Linked DNA regions of Homo sapiens: region 1 is linked to region 2. Evidence: chromatin contacts called from ENCODE Hi-C or POLR2A ChIA-PET data. All regions are on one chromosome and are shown on one strand. Each heading gives the region's core, a stretch centred on a gene start or an enhancer-like site at or near the end of the contact. The rest is flanking DNA. Distances are from core to core; before and after follow the strand shown. Region 1 overlaps TGFBR2 (transforming growth factor beta receptor 2). Region 2 has its middle 41 kb from the start of LINC01985.

Region 1 (4,932 bases), core at 2,118-4,617, 160 kb before region 2:
AAATAAAGGTGTAACACCCCATTCCCCATTTTCTTCCTCAATGAGATGGTGATGATGTTTAAGACATGAGTTTGGACAGTCAGTGAAGTATGACAAGGCTACTAGGCACTCAACCAGCAAACATGAATTAATACTTACATGCTAGACTAAGAAACATTAAGCACTTAGACCGCATGGGGTGCTGGAACAGTTGCTGGGCCACAGAAAGTTGTGAGGTACTTTTCCAAGGCATAACCCTTAGAGAGGCCTAAGAAAAGCCTCATGTTCCCTCCGCTCTTGCCTAGAGAGGAACACTTTCAATGCCTTTCCACAGTCACTCTCTGTCCTGTGAATTTTAGGATTCTGTCATAGATACTTTGCCCTGCAACTGTCTTTGTAGCTTGGGCATAGCACCTGTTTCCTGGGTCTCTAAAAATATAAACGTATATAAATTTAAGATTTGCTTTCTTGTGGTAACAGTAAATATAGAAGAAAAAAATAAAGCCATTCATCCCTCTCGGGCCTCAAGTTCATTTCAGGAAGTTTATTTTTAGGTAACAAGCTATTTTGAAATTCTCAGTGTCTCCCAGACCAAGAGCTCTATGCTTAGCTAAAAATATAGGCAGAAATACTCTCTGAACTGTGTGAAATTTGGGAGAAACACAACAATTAATATGTATTTTTTTCTAACATGGTTATACTTGGATCAATTTTTGAAACAACTAATAACACTTTAGGTTTCTTTAACATTGTTTAAAGCAAAAAAAAAGTGAAACCACGTTTTGTTTATTTCATACATACGTATTTTTTGTATAGAGTATGTTTTGGACAAGCATCTATTTGCTGATTAGGAAGGTTTGTTGTTTGTAAATATAAAACCAAATTTCCATTACTTGAAATTCAGTCTTCCAACATCTTAGGATTTTAGCTTAGATTGGTGGTTATCAACTTGGAGAGCATGTTGAAATCCATCACCTGAGGAAATTTAAAAAATACTGAAGGGGTCCCACTCCCAGATAGTCTGATTTAATTTTTCTGGAAGGTAACTGAGGCATCAGGATTTTTAGAAGCTGCCCAGATGATTCTAATGTGGAACCAAGGTTGAGAACCCAGACCTATAGTTAGTTGGAAAAAACACAATAAACAGAAAACAAAACAGCAACCCCCCCACTCCCACCCCACCACCACAAACACATATACAACTTATGCTGCTGAGGGGACAGCACCTGGATATAGCTGGAATTAGTTCCCTTGTGAAAAACATGCACCTAAGGAGAGGTGATTAGCTCTTTCACACCTCAGATAGAAATTCTTCTCCGTGCTGGCCAGTCCTTTTCTAGCAAAACCTTAGAAACGTGAGAATAGTGACAGGAGTGAGCAGCGATAGATAAGACAGAAATGAAAACAGATGAGATGGGTGCTGGGAGCAGTGGTGGCCACAGATGTATTGACAAATGCAAGTGGTTTAAGTCCGATGCTTGCAGAACACAATCAACAGGGAAAAGAAAAAAGGACCATTAGAAGAAAGAAAGGGAGAGAAAGGGAAGAAGGATGTAGGGAGAGAGAGAGGAAGGAAGGGAGGAAGGGAAACAAGGAGGGAGGGGGAGGAGAGAGAAAGAGAGAGAAGGTCCACCAATTTGCACAGCTCCAGGAGCACCACTGTAACGGGGCCCCTGGCGAGATATAATACATGTTACTTGATGGGTAGACCCAACAAGAGAAAGCCTTTCCATTGAATGTTGAAGAAAAGCCAAACAAGCAACTGTACTGCATATAGACACAGGCATATGGTGGGAAGGGCAGTGTACAATAAGAATTTGCACATGCTGAGCACCCACTGTATATGAGGAAAGTTGCCTAAGATACAGCATATTACTTCACAAGAACCCAGCCAGGGATGCCACATTTTTCTCCTTGTTACAGCAGAAGCTACCACTGCAAGAGCTTAACCAGAATTTTTTTTCAAAAGCCTGTATGCAGGACATGTTCAGCACCAGCCATCGACTCCCTATTAGTTGACCCTAGGAGACTCCCCACCTTAACAATTCCAGGTAGCCCTTGAGGTCATATACATTCCAACCTTTGTTTTAAACCAGTATTCTTTTCCTCTATATGATATAGGTCCTCAGGTCCTTTTATGCATACCATATGTACTGGTGGAATAGGTAGTTAAGTTCAGAGGGCAAAGCTACTCTAAACCTTTGCTGGAGTCACCTAAGTTTGATAAAAGCCTTATGAACACACTTTGGAGTTGGGGAAAAGAAACAAATACAAAATTTGTAGATCATCTGAGAAGGTTTGCAGATTCTCTGAGGCCCGTAAGATCCAGTTAAGGCATCCCAAGCCAACCCCGGAATCCTCAAGAGTCACTAATAACATGCTAAGTGGTATACTGCTGGTCAGAGTGGGATGAGGGCCAGTGGGAGGGAAGGGTAACAGTCATTTGCTGTATGGGACATTGCATCTGTGCACTCCAAACCACAGGAAAAGATGTTACCAGCCACGACCTCAGATATCAAACAACATCTCCTTACGTTTAATACATAATGTTTAAAAAGCCAAAGGAATGGGAAGGAAAGTAAGTGCATACATGTGCATAGCTAGGAATAAAGATATTCCTCTAAACAACGATACAAAACCCACCTAATTAACCCTATAGCAAACCCTAACCCAACTTCAACATTACTTTTAATCCAGATTGTTATATTAGTCTAAGTCTCTCTAGTTAAGATATTCTTATATTAAGGCAGTATATAGTCAGCCTTCTGTATCTGTGGGTTCCACATCTGCGGTTTCCATCAACCGTGGATGCAAAATATTTTTTTAAAAAAATTGATGATTGTGGCTGTACTGAATTATGTACAGACTTTTTTCTTGTCATTATTCCCTAAGCAACACAGTATAACAACTATTTACATAGAATTTACATTGTATTATGTATAAGTAATCTAGAGATGATTTAAAGGATATGGGAGGATGTGTGTAGGTTATATGTAAATATTACACAATTTTATATAAGGGAGTTAAACATCTGTAGATTTTGGTCTCCTCGAGGAGTCTTGGAACCAATCCCCCATGGGTACCAAGAGATGACTGTACTTCGATTCCTATAGACTCTCTGTGAGCAGCTAACCATCTTTAGAGAATTTTCTACCCCTAATAGGCAAATTCGTTATTCATAAAGTTCTCCAGAAAGAAGTTCCAATAAGAATATCTGTCACCTAGAAAGCCATCCACTAAAGGAAGTGAACATGGGTAGCATCTCTCAGCATATGATAGTATCACATGGCCCATAATATTTCACTTCTCTTCAAATAAGCCCATGAGTAATATCAAAACCTTCACTCTAGGTCATACCACCTTCCCCATTTTATCTCACATTTTCCCCACACTCACTGCCTACAGACAGAGGTTCCAGGTCTTGAGAATATGAATTGACTGCTTAGCTGTGTCTATTTCTGGAACTGTACTATTGTCTTTGAGGGTCAGATGAGCAGCCTAATAAGATTTAGACTTATTTCAGATAAATATTAGAAATTCTGAATATGACCTTAGTCCAAATCTTTGAAATAGTGTCTATTATTAGCTGAACCATTAGGTAAAATCTCAAGGTTTAACAATAACCATAAACACTTGTCAGAAATGCATTCATGTATCACTGAATTCATGCATTCGTGTATCATTGAATTCATGTATCTACCGACTGTTGTTTTCTGGAGTGTTTTTTGTGGGGGGAAACTCAGAAATTTATTTGTTCTACAAATACCTGTGGATGTCTTGATTAGTGTTATATATTCATAGTAAGACCACTGAAATTGACACAATTAAATAACATCTCAAAGAATAATCCATGGAAACTGGTGGATAGAATTTACTGTTTTAGAGTACTGCTTCTCAAATATTAATACACAAGTACTTTGGGAATATTTTTAACCTGCAGGTGTAGCATAGTGGTATTGTGGGGGCTGGCAAGTCTGAAATTTATAGGGCAGACTGGCAGCCTGGGAACTCAGGCAGAAATCAATGCTGCAGTTTTGAGGCAGTATTTTTTCTCTCAGAAACCTCAGCTTTTGCTCTTAAGGCTGTTCAGTTGATTGGATGAGGCCCACTCACATTATAGAGAATGATTTCTTTTACTTAAAGTCAAATGATTTTAGCTGTTAATCACATCTACAACATACCTTCACAGCAACAATGAGATTAGTGGGCACCAGAACCTAGCCAAGTACACACGAAACTGACCTTACAGATAGGAAGGGAGCTGCTGCCCTGGGTGATGCCAGCCCACTATATGTTGAGTGGGAAGGCTGTGGAGAACCCAGTTTTTAATAATTGTTTCCCTTTCTCCAGTCATTTTGGAGTTAGTGAAATTAAATACCTATTCTTCACCTTTTTACAGGCATTTCTCATCTTCCAGTTCTTTCCATATGCTTTTCTCTTGAGCCTGACCTCTTAAATGATTGCAAACCCAGAGGCCCTGATCACCATATGGGCCCAGAATTGAAAGACATGTTCTCTGAAAGGAGGTTTTTAATTGCCTGCAGCATTTCCGAGTCAGATACTGAGGCAGCCATCTGGCAGAAAGCCGCTGTGGCCTGTGATGCTAGCAACAGCAGCTCCGACCCTTGAGACAAGGTGGGACAAGGCTATTGGCTAGTCACACACTTCCTCCCACCCAGAACAAAGAAGAAAGTCAAGCAATCTGAGAGGATTCCCTGTATAATTCTTCAGGAAAGACATCCCCAAGCCAATCAGATACCTTGGCCAATTACTACAACCAACCAACCAACCAAACAAACACCTTGTGATTAAACCAAAGATAGGAACATTTTAGGAATAGTTCTTTTTGCTGAACATCTATTGCACACTCTAATTGGAACTTCTAATACAATACCTTCTTTTTAGTTTTTAAAAATGTGTTTGAACCCTAATGCTTTATCTAATTATACCTTG
Region 2 (4,589 bases), core at 1,835-4,334:
GAGTGACCTTTACTCCAGTTCCCAACAATTTCCTCATCTCCGTCTGAAACCACTTCAGCCTGGACTTTATTGTCCGTATCACTATCAGCATTTTGGTTAAAGCCATTTAAACAAATTTCTAGGACATTCCAAATTTTCTCATATCTTCCTGTTTTCTGAGCACTCCAAGTCTCTAGGAAGTTTTAAACTTTCACACATTTTCCTGTCTTCTTCTGAACCTTACAAACTGTTCCAACCTCTGCCTGTTACCCAGTTACAAAGTCACTTCCACATTTTCAGGTGTCTTTACCGCAGCACCCCACTCTCTCCTGGTACAAATTTACTATATTAGTCTACTCTCATGCTGCCAGAAAGAACTGCCCAAGACTGGGTAATTTATAAAGGAAAGAGGTTTACTTCACTCACAGTTCTGCATTGCTGGGGAGGCCTCATGAAACTTACACTCATGGTGAAAGGCACCTCTTCACAGGCTGGCAGGAGAGAGAATGAGAGCCAAGCGAAGTGCAAAGCCCCTTACAAAACCATCAGATTTCATGAGAATTTACACACTATCACAAGAAAAACATGGGGAAACTGCCCACATGATTCAATTACATCCCATGAGGTCCCTCCCCCAACACCTGGGGATTATAATTCAGATTACAATTCAAGATGAGATTTTTCTGTGAGGACACAGCCAAACCATAACAGCAGGTAACCTAAATACTATGGTCTTAAGGTTTGTGTCCCCAAAATTTGTATGTTGAAATCCTAACCCAAAGATGACAGTGCTAGGAAACAGGGCCTTTGGGAGGTGATTAGGTCATGAAGGTGGAGGCCTTATGAATGGGATTAGTGCCCTTACAAAATATATTGCCGATAGATCCTTTATCTCTTCCACTGTATAAGGGCACAGTAAGAAGGCATCTTCTATGAATCAGAAAGCAGGCCCTCACCAGACACTGAATCTGTCAGCATCTTGATCTTGGACTTCCCAGTTTCCAGAGCTGTGAGAATTAAGTTGTTTATAAGCTACCCAGTTTATAGTACTTTTTTATAGTTCTCCCAATGGAGAAATATGCTAATTTTTTTAAAGAATGTAATTAGGGAAATGATAAAGCATACATAAGAAATAGTGTATTGAAGCCCTTAAAATATTCCTGAAGATATTTCAGATATAATATGAGCTCAACTAAAATGAGTTTATCAATAAGTATACCTGAGAGGAAATAAACCAAAATGTTAACTTTGATCATCTCTGACTGGTAGAATTAGCATTTTTTCTTTCTTAAACTTTCTTTTATTTTCTATAAAGGAAAAAACCCAATAAGCTTAAAAATATATAATCACAACTTGGATTGGCATTTCTGACACAGAATTAAGTCCTTGATGGTAGGGCAGGAAGTAGTGTAGACAAGGAGTAGCCTAAACAAAAATGCCTCCTAATCTACTTACATGTATATTGGACCATTTGATAAGGCAAATAAAGTGTCCTGTCCAAGCTCAACTAATCAGCTGATAAATAAGTTTTTATCTTGGGTTGTGACAGTCATTGGAAATGAAAGTGAAAATGAAGGATAGAGGCAAAGAAAAGAAAGAAGTAGTTTTGAGCGTCCCAAGAGTGAGGGCCACTATCAAATTTGGAGGATGGTAGCAAGTATGTGTGCTGTAAATTCAAAAAGAACCATCTCAACACTGTTACTTTTAATATCATCTGTAATAATTCTCCAGGGGAAATCAGGAACTAACCAAAGTCACATGTACTAAGCTATTTGGGGTTATGCTAATAAGTTTTATAAATGATGAGCTTAAGTTTGTAATGATAAGCCCATATTAATCCTATTATATTGATAAAATGGCTGGTATATTCACAGTTTTCTGCTCTAGCCTCCAAAGTTAAAGCATGGAAATCTGTAAAAACTAACTAAGCTGCTTTTGTATGTACACAGCACAAAGAAAAACACCAAAAAAAAAAAAAATAATACAACCTGCTCTTCTCATGTTTAGAATTTTTGTTTTTTGGGTTTATTATTTGTTAGTTTGTACTGCATTCTGCCAAGACATGAATGATTAATTAGAATAAAACAATTATAAGGTAAATTGAGTCATCATAAAACAAAAAGCATCCCAGCAGATTTATTAAACTATCTCTTGGATGTGGAAAGGAATGGGATGTCTCCATAGCAGCTCTGTATCTACTGAGGTCTATTCCCAAGTGTGTTCCTCTGCCTCTGAGTCTTATCAAAGTTACAGTTTCTGGTAGCTACTTATTTTGGCTGTCTCTTCAGTCCTCAAGCCGTTTTCCTTCCTGAGAACTACTTCCTTGCATATAGCTATGTGCTCCAGTCAGCTATAATCGCTCTGTACGTCCCCATCCTTTCCCATAACTTATGTGGGGAAGGAGTTGTGGTGTGGGGGTATCTGACACAAAGTGGGCCAATGATAATCTTCTTTCTAGGCAGATGGAAGTAACACCGAAAGGCAGGGTATCCATCCCTATATGTGTCTGGGACAGTAACAGGGACTCTTAGAAGCTAAGAGGCCACAGGGACAAGGAAGCAGAGAAAGCCAATTTACAGAGAAAGTAGAATGAAGTTTTCAGGGAAAGAAAGAAAAAGAAAGTTTTTTGGGTTTTTGCAGAATTCCCTCTCCTAATCTCAGTTCCTCTTTAAAATCTAGCTACATTATGACTTCTGGTTTCTGCAAAGCACCCTTATATTTTTTGAAAGATATCTGACTCTGTTGGCCTGCTCCCCCAACTCCCAATTTTTGGTGTAGCTGTTAAGGGAATTTAATTGTGTCCAGTTATTTGCAAATCGGGAGACTTATTTAATATAAACTTTTACCAAAGGCAGGTATTTCATTTATTTTATCTCCTTCAGGTCTCCCTGACAAACCTGTCCTCCTTTGGGGCTGCTTCATTTGATTAACTTAAACTTGTACAATATTTACATCATTTATAAAACGCTCTTGTATGAGATTGTTTGGGCTCCTCTGGAGTAGTCATGGTCTATTGTGTAAACACAGCTTTGATGTGATTTCTACAACTTGCATTATTTACCCAACAGACTGTGTAACTGCTCCAAATGAACCATTATGACTGTCATGTGGCATAAATCTATCTTCAAGCACTTTTGAAAGCATGACTCACTGTAGTCTTTTGTGTAAGGGAATTTATGAAATGTGTATTATCCATTTAATAAAGTCTAATGTCTGTCTGGTGAGCTGAGTTAATCCACTGGGAAAAAATTAAAACCTTTGCAGAAAGGAGAAATAATTTCTTATACCAACTAATTCTAGCACTCGTAGTCAAAAAATCTTATTTGTTTTCTTCACTAGACAGAAATTTATGGCCCTGTTTTGTACACTACCTTATCCACAGTGTTGGGCACAGGATCTGGCATAGGGACTAATGCACTTTGCTGAATGAGTGCCTGAATAAACTCATATAAGTTGTTATCTCACTTAATTCTAGCAGCATCCTCATTTGCAGATAAGGAATGGTGACTCAGGTGTGGTAAATAATTTTTTTTAAGTCACATAAATTTATAAGGTAAAACTGGAATCCAATCCATCCTACCCAACGCCATAGCTACTTCAATTATGTCAAAATAACAGAAAAGATACAGAAATAATAAAACATTACTATAATAACTAGCATAAAACAAAATACTTATGTATCCAAAAGAACACAAAAACAAGTAAAGTAAATCTTTCCAGACTGGAAGTCAGGAGATCTGTGTTTTACAAGATCTTTTCTTTCAGTTTGCTACATGTGTTAGGCAAATCACTTCATTTTTCTCATCTTTCTTTTCCTTCTTGGTGTTACAGCTTATTTTCTAAAAACCACTATTTTGGATATTCCTGTTTCAGTTGTTTTCATTCTCTCTTCTTGGAAGCACCTGAGAACAATTGCTTAAATTTTAACTTTTTACTCAATTTTACTCCCTAAGCACCTGGCTTGCCTCACGCCAGTCCTGGCCCTGCTCTCCACAAAAGCCCAGGAAACTCCTAACATTGCTTCCAATCATTAAAAACTTTCACAAGAGTCAGTCATTAACACCTTCCGCAAGAGGCCTTAGGCTCACCTCTCCAAGGAGACTGAAAATCAGAAGGAATACATTTCCAGTGGAATTATAAAGGTCCTAAATTATTACCTGGGTAAGTGGGATTGTCCACCCCTTCCAATTTTCCTGTTTCTTTTTCTCCTTTTCTTTTTCCTCTCTTTCTTTTCAATTTTGCTGCATGTGGGGCTCCTTTCATGCTTCTGCATTATATCAGGTATATACCCATCAAAATGCCCTTGAATGGACCGTAGTAAGAATAGGAGTAACATCTCTCCTCTCAGATGACATCAGGTATGACCTCTGTTATCCTCTATGATTGTTGCTCTCATGAGCATTCCTACCCTTGATCTGGACTTTGCATCTTTTCGGGTGATGTTCATGTAGTATTTGGTTTATATTATCTTCTCCTGAGAATAGAAGCGTGTAATGGCCATGTATTGGGGGAAGTTTGGGCGTTTGGCATGTTGGCGGCACAGCCCTGTTAAGCACTTCTTTTGTTCTCAGTTCCACCCAGGTCTGGAGGTAGAATAGCTGGCTGATTGC

The links. Hi-C counts contacts between places; a loop is a spot of excess contacts on that map. ChIA-PET counts read pairs that join two places held with the same protein, here RNA polymerase II (POLR2A). Pooled maps may share reads with other maps.
Region 1: a loop to region 2 is called in a pooled map, with 4 times the contacts of the local background. The contact joins two enhancer-like sites. A Hi-C loop is called at or near these places in 8 of 37 single-sample maps with no recorded cell type and 7 of 50 pooled maps. POLR2A ChIA-PET finds 5 or more read pairs at or near these places in 3 of 52 experiments (HepG2, activated CD8-positive, alpha-beta T cell and activated naive CD4-positive, alpha-beta T cell).

The regions. Positions count from the first base shown.
Region 1 is chr3:30,638,531-30,643,462 of GRCh38, reverse strand. All of the region lies in intron 1 of TGFBR2 (transforming growth factor beta receptor 2), which reads right to left. Among named protein-coding and RNA genes, the nearest start is that of TGFBR2, 34 kb to the right of the region's middle. Within about 2 kb of position 3,367, at least 6 of the 41 ENCODE cell types and tissues checked have a DNase peak (open chromatin) inside an H3K27ac peak, as active enhancers do.
Region 2 is chr3:30,475,371-30,479,959 of GRCh38, reverse strand. No RefSeq gene overlaps it. Among named protein-coding and RNA genes, the nearest start is that of LINC01985, 41 kb to the left of the region's middle. Within about 2 kb of position 3,084, at least 3 of the 41 ENCODE cell types and tissues checked have a DNase peak (open chromatin) inside an H3K27ac peak, as active enhancers do.